Linked DNA regions of Homo sapiens: all the other regions are linked to region 1. Evidence: chromatin loops called from intact Hi-C (ENCODE). Cell type or tissue: B cell. All regions are shown on one strand.

Region 1 (2,500 bases):
ATTTCTATTGCAGACATTAGGAGAACACTTGAAGTACACGGCTTTGTCTGATCTGTTCAGAGTTCCTAACTTTGCCCTTTACTACCAATTGTCCAGACCCTCAGTTTCTTCTTCTATCAAACAAAGTAATATTACTTAATCTCACATGGCTGTTGAGAGAACACAATGAGTTTGTGCATCTAAAGTGCCTTGAATAGCGCTAGACTTGCCATAAGTACTCAAGATGTACTCTAAGTTCTGTATTTCTTAGACAAACCTGATTTCAGAGATCAAAATAGGCCTTACACAGTGCGACGCGAATTTAAAAGATTACCGCATTCAGGTGTATGGATTTTGCAGTATTAAAGATGCTGCCTGGAATAGGTCATTATCTTCTCCAAGTACTCTGTTAAGTCAATGAGTCACATAGAGTATAAGGTTTATTATCTGCTTTTCTTTCATTAAATAAATCTTTATTGAATTTCTACTACATTAAAAAACCAAACCAAAACAAAACAAACAAAAAAAACACTTCCCTGAGCCATAAAGGAAAAGGTAGTTTTGACTGGAACCTTGAAGGATGGGTAAACTTTCAGCAGATAAAGATTGAGAGAAGACCTTCCAGGTAGAGAAAGCAGTGTGGGCACAGGCAAAGATGGAAGAACACACGTGGCTGTGGGAAACACAGCTAGAAGCCAGTGCGGATAGAGAGTAGGCTATGATGTGCAGAGGTTAGACACTGGGAGAGACAGGTCCATGAGAGTAGCTTGGACTAACACAGGGAGGGTTTGGAATCCCAAGCTGGGGAACCTAGAAATCAGGCATTGCCCACAGAGCACCAGTTCAAATGCTTGCGTCAATTGCCAGAAAATGATGAAGGGATAAATAAAGAGAGAACTACTTCTTTCTTTTATTTGTCTGTTAACCCATTGGCATTGTGGAGGGAAACTCCAACAGTCTGGGTCTCTTGCCAGGTAAGTTTTGATGGCGGAGTAAAGAGAAGTAGAAAAGGTTGGAAGTTTGGGACAATTTTCAGTAAGTGTGGACACTGGACAGCAGGGGGCAGCATAAGGGCACCAAAAAGTTGAAAGACGCAGAAGACATTCGCTTATGTAACATTTCCTGACAATTATGAGTTTACATTTATAAGGCTACTTATATTAGTAACTTAGCATTCTTCTCCCAAAAATGAACAGAAAATGACAGAGAAAAGACGAAAGAAAAATAACAATTGCACTGTGTTAGGCTGGCTAACAGCAGAATGGCACTGCTGTTTATTTGAGAGGATAGAAACAGGCAGTTGTCTGCTTATTATTTCCTTTCAAATAAATACAAACTCAGAATTCAATACAAATGTGTACATTTCAATTGGAAAACACACCTTTATATGACTTTACGATTTTGCATTTTTAAAAATACATTTGTTCAGCTATACTGTATTCACAAGTTTCCCTAGTGAAAAAGTGGGGAAACTTGAAAAAATATATCATTTAAAAAGAATTGAAAGTTTAATATACATGTTATTTTATATGCCAATATATGGAATTTTAAATTTTGAGTTGTTATGATTATGAAATTTTCTGGACTTTTAAATTAAAATTTTTTCTTTATGTCTAAAATTCAAAATTATCTACATTACATTTAATCAGATTTTTCTAGTGAAATTCATCTCTTACTAGCCTTTTTAAAAGTTTCTTCAGCTATTGTTTTAAAAAAGTTTGGGGCCGGGGACGGTGGCTCATGCCAGTCTTTACATTAATAAGAATAGCGAAAGGCTGGGTGTGGTGGCTTATGCCAGTAATCCCAGCACTTTGGGAGGCCGAGGTGGGCAGATCACTTGAGGTCAGGAGTTCGAGACCAGCCTGGCCAACATGGCAATACCTCTACTAAAAATACAAAAATTAGCCAGGTGTGGTGGCTGGCGCCTGTAATCCCAGCTATTCAGGAGGCTGAGGCAGGAGAATCGCTTGAACCCAGCAGCTGGAGGTTGCAGTGAGCCAAGATTGTGCCACTGCACTCAAGCCTGGACAACAGAGCAAGACTCTTTCTCAAAAAATTAAAAATACATACATACATACATACATACGTACATAGTTTGGATGGTTAGTGATGTTAAGAGTGGAAAACTGGAAATTTCCACGTAGATTTTTTTTTAGCTCTGGAATTTGCCATGGCAAAGGCTACATTATACTCACCTGCAATCTCTCCATCCAACTTGTGAGGAAGATGGTAGCACACTGCTTCATACCCTCACACTTAAGGAGAAACCTCTCTGTCTGTGTTCCTTCATGATTCTTTCAATGCCTGTCACACGTTTTGAAGGCTGTGATCACTGTGTGGGTTGCACTCTGTGTGCTGCTTTTTGTTCTGTCATTTTGCTTTTTTATATATACCTCTTTACATGTATTGATATAATACCTCATATTTATCACTATAAATGGCCAAAAAAAATTGATGGCAGACTATTCTTATGATTATTGAATACTGATTTCCAATTTTAATAAGGAAAATCTGAAACAAT
Region 2 (2,500 bases), 510 kb after region 1:
GAATTACAATATGAGATTTCCTAAAGACAGACTTTCTTAATATCTGTGCTTGTTTCATTTAATGTAGTGCTAGATTTCTAATGTTTTATTTAGGATATTTTCTTCCATATTTATAAGTGAGATATGTTACAGTGTTCTTTTATTTAATTCTTCTCTGCTCTTGTTTCAGAATTATGCTAGCCTTATAGATTGTGCTGAAGGCCACTTCAGGTTTTTCTAGCTGGAAAAACTTTAAAAATTTAAACTGTTTAAACAACAGGAATTGTTTCTTGAAGATTTAGTAGAGTTTGTTCATAAACATCATTTAGAAAATGGCTGTTTCTTAGCATCTTTATTTCCCCAAGTTCTAGTCAAATATCAGGAGCAAAGTAAGAACTTCTTTAATATTGGTTGAATAAATATTCTCTAGATATTCTAGGTTCTGAGACATGATTTGCCATATAGAATTTTTATATTAACAGAATTTATTTTCATCAGAGAAAACACATTCACTAGGATATGGAATTAATCTGAAGGAGAAATGATATCTGTCTCCATGGATAGATTTTCTTCATAGAAAGATGTTGTTTAGTGATAAATTTGAAGCTAACGTTTTAAGGAAAATAGTCGAATTTGCATCATTGAATATAGTACATGTATAACTACCATGTGTAAGAAGACCAACAGTGACCATTTCACAAACATGTATTTGTGTTTGGGTTATTTTTACTGTTTTCACAGAGCTTATTCTGTGATTTAAACTCACAAACATTATAGACAAATATTTTTAGAAGTTAAAGCACTTTAATTTCAATAAAACTGATTCAGTGTTTCCATTCAGTATTCTTTTCAAATTCAGTATTTTAAAGCATTCATGAAACTCTAGTTACATTTCAGAAGTAATTGAACATCTGAATATAATTCTAGGATTTATAGGGAAAAGCAGTGGTTCCTCAACTAGGGCCAGTTTTGCCCCCAAGGGACATTCATCAGTGTCTGGAGGCTTTTCAGTTGTCACGTCGGAGGCGTGTGTGTGTGTGTGTGTGTGTGTGTGTGTGTGTGTGTGTGTGTGTCTGTGTGTGCATGCGCCACTGTCATCTGGTGGTTAGAGGTCAGGGAAGCTGATAAACATCCCACAGTGCAGAGGATAGCCCTTACAACAAATAACTTTGTGTCTCAAAATGTCAGTGGTGCTAGGGTTAAGAAATCTTGCTGTAAAAGGAAAATATATACAGAAATACAAATACATAACATAAGCAGGTGTTCTCAGACGTGTGTTTTTTTTCTTCAGCAACTGAAGTTCTGTGTAACCTAATACAATTTACAGTGCCCTTATACAAAGGGTATGAAGTAGCTTGCTCTTGACTGACATCTAGTGAGATATTTAAAAATAAAAAATAAAGCTGTAGCTAAACATTAAACATGTAAATCAGAGTTACTACTAATTCTTACTTTTCTACTGTTAGGAAATTCACAAATAAGGAAGCTAGGAAGAGATTAAATGATTTGTTTATAGCCTCTGAGAAATTATACCTGAGAAGGAATAGAATGTAGTAAATTCTTAGCTTAAGTATTATTCCTCTTTTATGTTTCACTTATGTTCCTGATTTAATGTTAGAGCTTAGAATATGAAATCTTTCTTTTGATAATTTTCATAATAAAAGCTGTGCTACTCATATGTAAAACTTTTTATATTTTAAAGTATTGCCTAAAATCATAGAATTTGAGAGCCAAAAAAGACCTTGGTGGTTTAGTCCAATTCCCTCATTTCTTGAGATAAAAAATTTCACTTTCAAAGAAGTAAAGTGATGTTACCCAATATCATACAACTTGTTAGTGCCAGATCTTGAATTAGAACCCACAGCTCTTGGCTGTCCATCACACTGTTTCAGGTAAAGGAAAGTATTATGCATACTTTGGATTTGGTTTGAAGCTTTTATTTATTTTTCAATGAAACTATGAATATTAAAACTGTTAAATTATTATTTCCTCAGAATATATTCACCTGTATATATGTTTTAAAATGAGTTAGTATTGTTTATAAATCTCCTGTTTCATTTAATTTTGACTTAAATGTTATACCAGTTTAAACATGAAATTTAAAAATGTTTATTTCACAGGCAACCACACCTCCAAATCAAGGAAGGCCAGATTCTCCTGTCTATGCTAACCTTCAAGAACTGAAAATATCCCAGTCTGCTCTTCCCCCACTTCCTGGGAGCCCGGCAATTCAGATTAATGGAGAATGGGAAACTCATAAAGACAGCTCAGGGCGTTGCTATTACTATAACAGAGGGACACAGGAAAGAACTTGGAAACCTCCTCGTTGGACTCGGGATGCAAGCATCAGCAAAGGAGATTTCCAAAATCCAGGGGATCAAGAGGTATGAGTAATTAAGGAATCAACTGCAAGTTACCAGATTTTCTCTTTTCATTATTCAGAAACCAAAGAAGTAAATAGTTTTGTTTCTTACTGTCAGCATGTTAAAACACGTGATCTCTAAGATCATTAAAAATTCTT
Region 3 (2,500 bases), 180 kb after region 1:
GTATTGGGAAAAATAATAGAATAGCAAGTTTTCTATTAAAATTGCCTTTAATTACCAAAAAATTAGTAAGATTTAATGTAGGGTTTTTTGCAGATACCCATTACCAAATTAAAGTTTGTTTTTAAATTTAATTTTATTATTATTTCACTCTGTTGATAGTGTCCTTTGATTCAAAGATGTTTTTAATTTTTAATTTTATTATTAATAAATTTATTATTATTATTTTTTGAGACCAGTCACCCAAGCTGGAGTGTAGTGGTGCAATCTCGGCTCACTGCAACTTCCACCTGCTTGGTTCAAGCCATTCTCCCACCTCAGACTCCTGAGTATCTGGGATTATAGGTGTGCACCACCACACTCAGCTAATTTTTTGTATTTTTGGTAGAGATGGGGTTTTGCCATGTTGGCCAGGCTGGTCTCGAACTCCTGACCTCAGGTGATCCACCTGCCTTGGTCTCCCAAAGTGCTGGGATTATAGGCATGAGCCACTGCCCCCAGCCAGAAGTTTCCGTCTATTCACAGTTTGCAATGAGTTTTTACTTTGAATGAGTATTGAATTTTGGTGGAGACTTTCCTGTATCTAATGAGTAAATTATACAATTTTCCTCCTTTATTCTCTTAGTACATAAGTTACATTGTTTGTTTCTCAAATATTTAACCAACTTCGCAATTTTGGAATAAACATAAATTGGTTGGAAAAAATAAAAATTCCACCAACTTATCATAGGATTATTATATAATATGCAACATAATAACTGGCAGTACAATAAGTGCTCAATAAATGTTTCCAGCCATTTTTAAAATCACAAACTTGAGAGAAAAGGCTGAAATGTTACTCTAAATTCTCCTGCAAGAGTTTACTGAGCAAATATATACAACTCTTATATAGCAATGAAAGTAAATAATTTAAAAAATGCTTGCTGAGGATTCTGTCCTTTCAATTCTTGGGGAACAGTATCTGAGTGATCTGTGGCCAGTGAACTCTCCAAAAAAATTATTTCTAAGAATAGATTGCTGCAAATATGGGGAGCTCCTAAATATGAAACAAGCATTGTCACCAGGGAATGCTGAGAATCCTGCAAGATAAATAGAAATTTAACATTCAGTGTGCTTAAGTAGTAGTCACAATAATTAATACTCTTAAGCAGAATTATATGCCAAATTCTGGCCAGGACATAGCATTAGACAGTTTTTCTGCCCAAAGAGCACTTTGCTGCTCACTTATTTACATTTTCCATTATTTGGAACCCAAATAGATTTTTCTTACTTTGTTACATTAAAAGTCACTGTGGAATACAGTTACAGAGAACCCAAAAAGTATTTTAAGATTTGAAAGTGATTGTCTGGGTAGTTTTTAGACCAAAAGTTGCCATCTAGTGGCACTAATTATTAGTGCAGACACAGTGAAACAAAAGAAAAAAAAGGGAACTAATATTTTTCTAGAAACTGTTCTGTGCCAAGCACTGCAATAGGTACTTTATTTCTTTACATCTTTTAGTCTTCTCCCATCTTCTTTGTTATGAATGTGTCACTTCTGTCATGCCTCCTCACAAGCTGATGATGAGAAGCAAAAGAGTTGTTTCTGTTAACATTTCATGGAGATGCAATAGGAGAAAAGCCAGAGAGGAGTAGTCTAGAAATGGAAGCTTCATTAAAAGAGAGAGAGCAATACAGAATGAGGAGTTCTAGGACTCACATATCAGGCACCTTCTTCCATGATCATGTGAGTTACATGAATCAGTGGATCCCCACATTGCCTCGGATGTAAGAACTCCGTAGAAAGCAGTGAGAACAGTGACCGTGATGCTGATAACTGTATCATAAGCTTTTTGGGACAGAGACCACATCATATAGTGTTTGCATTCTCTGTGGTCCACGAAGCCTCTTCTGTAAGAGCACTCATCCTGTTCATGAGGACTCCACCTTTATGACCTAATCACCTTTGGGAGGTGCAAGATAAATAGAAATTTATCACCTCCACACCTACAATACAATCACATTAGGGATTAGGTGTCAACATGTGAATTTTTTTTTTTTTTTTTTTTTTTTTTTAGACACAGTCTTGCTCTGTTGTCCAGGCTAGAGTGCAGTGGCACTATCTCTGCTCACTGCAACCTTCATCTCCCGGAGTCAAGTGATTCTCCTGCCTCAGCCTCCCGAGTAGCTGGGATTACAGGCGTGCACCACCACGCTGGGTGAATTTTTGTATTTTCAGTAGAGCCAGGGTTTCACCATGTTGGCCAGGCTGGTTTTGAACTCCTGACCTCAGATGATCTGCCTGCCTTGGCCTCCCAAAGTGCTGGGATTACAGGTGTGAGCCACTGTGCCCAGCTTCGACATGTGAATTTTGAGGGGACTTAAACATTCAATCTACAGAAGAAACTAAATATCCCCACTCCTCTGAGGGCAAGAGGAAGAAAGGCTTTGGTCTGCCTCCTGCTCTGTCCACAAGCCTGGGTCCAGGCGGCTGGGAAAGGAACCCTGAGGACTTTCCTAACTA

The links. A loop is a pair of places that touch in the nucleus more often than their neighbours do. Peaks named below come from ENCODE experiments on the same cell type or tissue, not always from the same donor. Only the 100,000 strongest peaks of a DNase experiment are listed, where the experiment ranks them.
Region 2: it touches region 1 in a loop (6-fold over the local background); 7 of 110 quality-filtered maps call a loop at or near these places.
Region 3: a loop joins it to region 1, with 30 times the contacts of the local background. A loop is called at or near these places in 58 of 110 quality-filtered maps.

What each region holds. Positions count from the first base shown.
Region 1 is chr10:32,366,543-32,369,042 of GRCh38, reverse strand. All of the region lies in intron 1 of EPC1-AS1 (EPC1 antisense RNA 1), which reads right to left. It also overlaps a transcript of EPC1 not described here. Among named protein-coding and RNA genes, the nearest start is that of EPC1-AS1, 20 kb to the right of the region's middle. In B cell, CTCF peaks have their summits at 831 and 1,031 (motif pointing right); a DNase peak (open chromatin) is centred at 1,042; H3K27ac peaks cover 816 bases.
Region 2 is chr10:31,861,258-31,863,757 of GRCh38, reverse strand. It overlaps ARHGAP12 (Rho GTPase activating protein 12), which reads left to right. Exons shown (of 20, transcript NM_018287.7): 4 at 2,100-2,363. Among named protein-coding and RNA genes, the nearest start is that of ARHGAP12, 66 kb to the left of the region's middle. In B cell, CTCF peaks have their summits at 1,159 and 1,358; a DNase peak (open chromatin) is centred at 1,187.
Region 3 is chr10:32,189,951-32,192,450 of GRCh38, reverse strand. No RefSeq gene overlaps it. Among named protein-coding and RNA genes, the nearest start is that of KIF5B, 130 kb to the right of the region's middle. In B cell, CTCF peaks have their summits at 1,152 and 1,358 (motif pointing left); a DNase peak (open chromatin) is centred at 1,380.